Linked DNA regions of Mus musculus: region 1 is linked to region 2. Evidence: chromatin contacts called from ENCODE POLR2A ChIA-PET data. All regions are on one chromosome and are shown on one strand. The core of a region is the stretch at or near the end of the contact, and the rest is flanking DNA. Distances in the headings are between cores, read along the strand shown.

Evidence for each region. ChIA-PET counts read pairs that join two places held with the same protein, here RNA polymerase II (POLR2A).
Region 1: POLR2A ChIA-PET joins it to region 2 with 13 read pairs in Patski. The contact joins the promoter of Mphosph6 here to the promoter of Hsd17b2 in region 2. POLR2A ChIA-PET finds 5 or more read pairs at or near these places in 2 of 5 experiments (Patski and embryonic stem cell).

The regions. Positions count from the first base shown.
Region 1 is chr8:117,800,188-117,804,569 of GRCm38, reverse strand. Mphosph6 (M phase phosphoprotein 6) reads left to right here and starts at 2,596. Exons shown (of 5, transcript NM_026758.4): 1 at 2,596-2,718. The coding sequence starts at 2,668.
Region 2 is chr8:117,698,820-117,703,318 of GRCm38, reverse strand. Hsd17b2 (hydroxysteroid (17-beta) dehydrogenase 2) reads right to left here and starts at 1,373. Exons shown (of 5, transcript NM_008290.2): 1 at 1,056-1,373. The coding sequence starts at 1,323.

The DNA.
Region 1 (4,382 bases), core at 1,347-3,846, 100 kb before region 2:
AGGTAGGACTTTTGGGTATTCGTTTTAAGTATTTGCAACACCAAATAAAAATACAGAATGTTTTTAGTTGACTGCTTGAAAACTTTGGTCTTTATCTCTCAAACGAGTGCTGAAGAATTGAGACAATAGCATCCCTGTTTCGGGGAAACAAATCAAAACCCAGTGCTCAAGTAGACTAGAAATAATGGAGGTCTGAATGAAGTTATGGAGCTTGGCCAGCCGTTGATGGTTGTACACATGCTATTACATCCACAAAGGACGATGTTTTCCTCTTCTTAACCCAAAAGGACTCATCCTTCAAGAGTTAACTCAGACACCCTCGAGCTTCCTGGAGATTAAGTCACCTTTTCTTCTCCTCTGTCCTCAGGCACTTCTTTCAAAATCCTACACAGTAGCCAAGGTCAGAATTCTAGGAAGTGGATTAGCAGGTATGATTGTGTACTGTTTGCTTGGTAGAGTTTCAGATTTGCAAAATGGGGAGTGGGTGACCTGCAGCTACAGCACACAGCCCTGGGAATGACTGGGAGGACTAACTAGTCCTTGGCTAACTTGTAGGATGTAAAACAAGGCCAGGAGTGGAAGTCGACTAAGTCTCAGGTGTGTGCCCACCAAGTCTCCGGGTCTCAACCTGCTCTACCTTACCAAACCTTTTAGCATAGCTTCACATCCCACAAATCCTCCTTTTTCTTTTTATAGGAGGGGCATCACTGGAGTGTCTAGAGTGAAAATTTAGGGTGGGGTGGAATATCAAAATAAAACACAACACCATAAGCCAGAGGGGTAACAAGGGGTGGGAGCTAAGAAAACAAGGGATTATTGAAACAATTAAATGTCATACCATTTGGGATACACTGCCTTTGCCAGGCCAGAGAGGCTCAGGGACTCTTGCTATGCCATCTTTGGTCAGCAAGCTCTTGTCACAACTGTAACTTATAGTTACATGATACTTCATTTTTCTATGGTCACCATAATGAAATACTACAGGGGTGGGGTGGGAGGGGGTGTTGGGTGTCGGCTACATGTATTTCTTATAGTCATGACCAAGGTAGTAGTAGTTTTGGCTTCTCTGGGGCTTCTTTCCTTGGCGTGTAAATGGTCTTTCTTTTAGCACACACACCTCTGGTGCACTCAGAAGTTTTCATCTTATGACAGGAGGCTGAAGATTTAGCTAAGTGGTAAGCTTAGTGTGTGGCTGTAGGTTTCGTCTACAGCACAGGGGAAGAAAGGCTACCAGCCACACTGGATGTGGGTTCGTCCTAAAGGTTGTCTCTTGAAAAGCCCTGTCTCCAAACACAGTCACATTTTGAAATAATGGGGGTCAGGACTTCAGTATTTGAATGGAAGGAGACATAAGTCTGCCATATATGGTTAGTCCGGTAACAAGATAGCAGGATTTTTATTTATTTTATTTTTTATTTTTGGTACATTCTACCACCAAGGCTTCATATAACGATATTTTCTTGACTTTCAAGCCTTCCCACTTTGATCTGAAGAGGGCCACCCTGGATTAAATTTAAAGTGACCCTAAAAGTCACTGGCTGCAGCCATTTTCTTCCTTCCACGGTATTTACTGCTTTCTAATGTAGCTCCAGGAAAGGGTGGGAATGTGTCTTTAGCCCCTTGGTGCTCACCCATGTCTCACTGACAGTTATGAGTAAATGTGTTTCTGTAACCACTTAACACATTATGTCTTTATTTACTCCACTGAGAAAACCTGCAGGGCGTTTAATATCCGGAATGCTTTATGAATCTCGACTTTACCACTTCTCCAGCGGGTTGCTTATTACATGCCAGTGATGTGTCCTTCCGTATACTTACGAGGTACGGCACCACAACTTGTGGAAGTCCATTCTGCCCTTCCATCACGGGGGTCCCGGGGATCAAACTCATGTCCTCCTCGGGCTTGGCAGCAAGTGTTTTCACCCATTAAACCACCCCTGGCCCCTTCACAAGTTGTCGCCTTGCGTACAGCTCTTGCTAGTTCCTGCCATTCTTCCCATTCCAGAAGGAAATCCTTCAGGCTCCAAGATGCACAGCGAACAGGTGTATGCATATTCATCAGTCTTCCACGGTTTGTGTGCAGCCCTACAGCTATCACGCAGCCTGGGTTTGTGACCACCTCCTTCACTCTGGGACAGAGCATAGCGACACCAGCGGCTCAGGGCTACTGAGAGTTCTAGAAAACACGCTTCATAGAAAGCCACCATTCGTATTTTTAAAACTTTTAAACTCTGGCAGCAACCTCAGCGGCCTCAGCTAGGACCTCAGCAAGGAACTTCCAGACCGGGTCGTTAGGGAGTCCTCGGGTGTCGTGGAGGCCCCGCCTACAGCTCCAGCGTCCTCCCCTTAATCCGCCTTTCCTGAGTTTAGCCCTGGGACCCTGAATCGCAGTCGCCCCGCGGTGGCCCGAGCTCTTACCACAGCTCTTTGCGGAGAGACGCGCTCCGGGAGCTGGAGAAGCCAGAAGCAGCTCCGAGCACTAGGGCGGGGCAGCGCGATGGGTGTGCCTAATCGGGGGCGTGGCAACGGCGCGGGGGCGGAGCTAAAGCTCTGCCACGCCTGTAAGCGACGTGGCCCGGGCGGGTCTAGAGCGTCGTCTTATCTAGCTCCGCTCTTGACCGTGCGCAAGCGCAGTGCGGCGGGAAAGCCTCTGCAAGTGCGTCCAACATGGCGTCGGAGCGCAAGACTAAGTTATCCAAGAACCTGCTGCGCATGAAGGTGCTGAGGTCGGGAATGCTGGGTTGTCGGGCGGGGAGGCTGCTGAGCTCCGAGATGTTCCGTAGTGGGACTCGGGCCGAAGCGATGGGCAGACTGGCTCGGGATGGCCGCGGCCAGCGCACCCCATTCATTCGCTCAGCCTGCGGGCCTTTGGGCACCAGGGGTGAGATTTTGCTTAGCCTGATGTGGGGAGGGAGCCTGCACAACGTTCATCAGAGCCTGCAGAGTTGAGTGCTGTGGTGGCTTTAGTGTCTGGGCCGCCTGGGAAGTTAGACTTCTCGCGAGAAGTGGTCCCTAAGGAGGAACAACGTGAGGGATGGCAGGTAGTGTCCTAAACTGAGGGAAAGTGAGTCCAGAAGCTAAGAAGGAGAAAATCAGGGACGTTGCAAAGAACTAAAGGTAGCTCGGACGTCTGAAAGACAAGGAGCATAAAATGAGGCTGGAAATCTTAGTGGTCACACATCCAAGGAATTGTAAGCCAGGCTGAAGTTTTGTTCCTGTTGCCTCATGAGCAGGAGGAAACTGTTTTCTGAGTTAATTGCTTTTTGTTTGTTTGTTTGTTTGTTGGGGGGGGGGGGGGTCGAGACAGGGTTTCTCTGTGTAGCCCTGGCTGTCCTGGAACTCACTCTGTAGACCAGGCTGGCCTCGAACTCAGAAATTTGCCTGCCTCTGCCTCTCCCAAGTGCTGGGATTAAAGGCGTGCGCCACCACGCCTGGCTAGTTATTGTTTTTTTAAGGCCACTTTAACTGAACTGTGGATGATGGTTAATCAGAAAGGCCCAGCCCAACAACGTGAAAGCTCACAGCCAAAAGGATGAGCTAAAAAAGTTCCTGTGTTCTGGGTGAAGGTTGTCTTCGTGGTGGGAATGGAGAAAATGTTAGTGGGGTGAAATGAGTTCTCCACTAACTTTTAAACAAAATGAGTTTCCCTTTGTGTGTGTGCATGCATAGCTGTATATATACCATGTGTGTTCAGGTGCCTGCGAAGGCCAGAAGAGAGTGTTGGAGCCCCTGAAACTGGAGTTTTAAGTCAGCAGGTATGAGTACCAGGACTTAGGCAAGAGTCAAGGGTGCTCTTAGCCACTGAGCCAACTTCCCCAGCCCATGATTTTTAAATTTGAAGTTGAGCCAGCTGAAGTGGCTTTGATGGCACACATTTGTAATCCCAGCACTTGGGAGGTGGAGGCAGGAGCTTAATTTGTGGCCAGCCTGAGCTGGATATGAGACCCTGTCTCAGACATCATTAAAACAGAAGCAGCTTAACCACAATTTAAAAGGGGTTAAAAGCGGATGAACACAGGAGTTAAGACAGGGAAAAGCTAACTCTTGAAGCTTAAATAATACTAATAGAACGTATTCACGGTCCTCCCAATATTCCGGCATTGTTCTCCGTGTATATACTGAACCACTTAATTCACATAGTAACATTTGAAGGAGTTACAGTTGTCATCTCTGACACCTGAGGTATCTGAGACAGAAGTAACAGCTGAAAAGACTGGTCATCTGGCCCCAGAGCTTCTGCTTGTAATGATTAGCCTGTAGCACCTGTCTCTAACACACGGGGAGCTTGATTACAACGCCTGACTCAACAGTATTATAAACATGTGTTTAACAGAGCTGTCCTACCTACCAAGCGGTATAGTTTAGCTACACAGTACACTATA
Region 2 (4,499 bases), core at 124-2,623:
TTCGTACAACTGGGAAATACAATAACTACTCGACTTCACTGTTGTATCTTAAACTCAGAGAAGCTGATGTCCTGCCCTTCCACACCCCAGCCAGAACCAAACCGTGCTCACAAGAAGAATCTTTGTTACTGGATTTAAAGTAAAAAAAAAAAAAAAAAAATTGATTCATCAGTCCACGAGTCCCCTGCTGACCACAGCCAGGGGCCCCAGCCACAGGTGATGACTTCCTTATGCAGGGGTGACACCCTCCTCACAAGGTGACTCTGCCGATGGCCTTTCCTCTTCTTTCCAGGCCTTTCTGGGTTAGGATCACTTGAGGGAATTCTAGTTGCAGCTTTCACCAAACAAACCCGTTTTACAACTCCAAGGAATCTAATTTGGCCGCCTCGCGCTTACTGCAGAAGAGCCTGCAGAAGAAGTGAGAGGCTGGCAGCTCAGCTAATGAGCAGCTAGCTCCGTGTGCACGCACTGCCAGTTTGATCTAATTAAGAAGCACTAATACACTAATGACATATAGAGAAAAGGTTCAAACAGGACAACAGGGTGGTTCGTGGTTCGGGACAGCAGCCTGGCAAATTGCAAAGGCTCAAAGTACAGTGGCGTCCCTAGACACACAGTATTGTGCCAAAGCTGACTGGCCACCTTCCTTCCATACATAGAGGGGTGACCAGGCCTAGGACCTAGATAAATAGTCACCTCAGAACAGAATAGCAACCAAGCCTGAAGAAGTCTGTCAGGTATTTCCTGGTACAAGAACACACGTGAAATGATGCTGTTTTACTTATTTATATTTATTCCTAGGAAATTAACACACTCATTGTATAGATCTGTGGCCCTGAGCAATTGTCACGTTTTGTCTTACCACTGGCTCCTTCCAAAGCCCATCCAAACCAAAGGACACGCAAAAAGGCAGTGAGAACCACTCGGGTATGTGCTGCCTGTCATTCACTCTAAGCACTTCCCACTCAAGCCAAAACTGACAGTGTCCCCCCACTGAGGACAGAGAGTATCAGACTCTTCTCCGCAGGACAATCACAGGAATGCTGGCCACTTACCTGTCACCAGCACGGCCTTTTGATCCACAGGTAACAAGTCTTGGTCAGATGAACTCATATACAGAAGAAGGAAGCAGGCCACGGATAAGAGGAACAAGGTGCAGAGGAGGGACAGACTGAGCAGGCAGGCACCTCCCCAGAGGCCAGCGAGACACACCGCCTGGCTCCGCAGCTGCCTGCCACTCCGGCATCCGCAGAGAAGCGTGCCCCCCAGCACTGCAGCGGCAGCCAAGCAGAGCCATGCTGACTCAGAGGCAAACGGGCTCATTCTCCACTGGCCTTCACTTGCTCTGGGCCAGTGAATACTGTGAGTGCAGAAGCTGGCTGGAGGCAGCCCAGGCTTATATGAAGGGAGAGGCAAGCGGGAGGGGGGAACGACAGCCCCCGCACCCTTTGAACAAGCATGTTAAAGGTAGTGATAGGGGAGACTACTCCCAGGATGTAATTTAAACTGTGCACTGTGATATAAATACCTGCTCATTCCCCTAAGGCACTCAACACTTACACATGAGCACACGTACACACACAAACACACACACACACACACACACGTACACACACACATACACACACACACAAATATACACACACCTACACAGACATATAGACATACACACATGCACATACACACAAATAGGCACATACACACAAATAGACACACACACATCGTAACACACAGACATAATACACACACGGACATACACACACATACAGACATACACACACTTACACATACACACATACACGCACGCGCACACGCACCCTCCCACCTGACAGATGTTTACTCAGATAATGATTGACAGACTTGGAATCACAAGAAGACAATCTCCTTTGGATGTGCCCTCTCTGTGTTGGTTGAGTTCTTTTGCTAACTCCGAGTGTATCTGTATGTGTGGCTGTGAGTGTGTGTGTGTGTGTGTGTGTGTGTGTGTGTGTGTTATCCAGGTAATCAGTGAAGCTTGGAAAGTGGATTCTAAGAAGAGAGCATCCCCGATCTGGCCTGTATCTGGAGGACTACTGCCAACTGAGACAGGTTAAGGGCTCAATGAGCCAAAAAAAGGCTCACCTTAGAGGCAGATGGAAGGTGCCTGTGTCTTCCCAGAGGGCAGTTGTGCCAGAGAGAGACCATAGCAATGACAATCAGACTGAGAGAAGCTGTCAGAACCAGTGCTCTGCTCAATTCTGACTCAGTCTACCCTGTTGGAGGCTCTGTTCTTGGTAGTAGGACTCGGTCTCCGAATAGGATGTCCTTACAACATTTCTATTCGTGTGGCAATAACGAGAGAGGCAATCAATAGGAGACTAGAGAGATTAGGAGCCGGAACGCAGCAGGGTGTCAATCCCCGGCATTGCCCTTTGAACCACCCACTGTCTGCTTTCGGTCAAACACAGAAAAGCAACCCCTCCTGTGCTAGTTCCTCCTTTTGCCCAGCTTGCATCTTACACAATCCTTTGTTAGAGTCAGCTTGTAAACTAGAAAATTCAGGCTGGGAGAGGCTGTACTTTATCCAAGAGCAAGGAATCTGAATCCACACACCTGTGACTCACCAGCTCAAGAGCCCTTCTGTAAAAACTGGAGAGATAGTTCAGTCTCTATATATAGGTATCTGGGTATTATATACCATGAGCGCGAACACACACTTACACATGAGCACACGTACACACAAACACACACACACACACACACACACGTACACACACACACACACACACACACACACACACACTCGGACCACCAGTTCCTATACTGACACCCAAGGGGAGCTCCCACGGGATTTGATGGGTGTGGTGCTTACTGGTGTCTGCCTAGGACAAAGCAGGATTCTAATAAAGGCTAGAAACTGAGAAAACTGGAGAGAGAGGAGCTCTCACTTTGTGTTCAGATGGCTCATTTTAAACCCAGTTCAGTTCCCACAGTTGTTAAGGATGAGGTAATCTTGGCTGGGGGATGCTGTCTCTTTACCTGTCAATACACTCTGCCCCACCTGGAACCCTAGATGGGGCCTCAGTGTGGGAAGCCGCAAACGCCATTACAAAATGATGCTGGTTTCAATAAGCCGACACCCATGAATATGGGTAAACAACCAATGTGCGCATGTGCCATAGAGTTTTTGCTGAGTCACTGCCTGGCACGAGGCATGTAAATGAGGTACTGAAAGCATAACCAATCAGGTGTAGACACGCCTCTCCTAGGCCTATATAAGCAGTGCCAGTTCTGGGGCTCGAGGTCTTTTGCCTACACAGTCAATGCCCTCCCAATAAACGTGTTGCAGGAGGATCCAGTTGTGGCGTCTTACTTGCTGGCGAGTCAGGCGTCCCACACCTCAGAAAGGCTACAGGGTTGCATGTTTAAATGAACGAGGACGCTGAGCAGGAGGTCTGGTAGAACACAGGGCCCCTCAGACTACAGTCTTATTCTAGAGAGCAAAGGTGCACAGAGGGACAGAGGTGGTGGGAGGAGTCTGGCACTCAAGACATAGAGGGAAGCAGGGTTTGCTCAGGACCTAACCCAGTGGTGGCACAGTCTGTCGGAAGACCAGTGGGGCCTTGGGTGGGGAGTCAGGGAAATCAGCCTCCAGCTCAGATATAAGTCTAGGGCAGTGCAGCTATCAAGGGAGGATGAGGTAGGACAGCCCCAGGCCCAGGCTAGTTCAAGAACCAAGGGAAACAGGCTAAGAAGCCGGAATCTGTGAGCTACACTGTGGGGTGGGAGCATCGTGAGAGTCGACAGAGCATGTATAGGAGACCTGTGTGGGGTGGTAGCAAGTTACCTCCAATCCCAGCCAGCCTCATGGACACTTGGCTCCATCCCCACAAGCTTAGGGCAGTGGAACTGTGGAATTCTTGAGCAGCCCTAAGCATGTTCTCTCTCACCCACAGATCCCATCCCATCCCAATGCTGACTGCACAGACAGATATTTGATGGGTTGGGGGACAGTCCCATGTGGGCATACGCGGCTAGCTTCGGTTCTTTTGTCAGGACGTTAGCACTGTGGCTTCTGTATCGGAGGGGGGCCAAACACGCCTGTGTGGGTTTCCCGACAGGCTTATACTCACCTGAGACCGGGCAACTCTTTTTCTTCGGGTGGCTCACACAACAGGGGAAAGCTGACTCGGTACAACACAGAAATTGAAGCAGAGATATTTCTCAACCTAAGATGAAGGGGGGGGGGGGAGCTGTACAATGGCCCCACCATTTAAAGGTTTGAGCAGGTTGCCTGCCATTCTAGACTCTTTCCTACTCAATAGAATGGTCCTCTCCCATAGGGATCTTCTGAAAAGCGAAGGACTGACCTGATTCTTCCACCAAGCCTGGCTCTGGTCTACAGCTATGAGCAGAGGCCACTTTCCCTCGCCGATTCAGAGGCTCACCTCCTCTCAGCCCTTACTGCTGGGCAGCGGAGATGCCTTTCCCAGCCTCTTCTTGTTTCCTTGTTTCTCCAT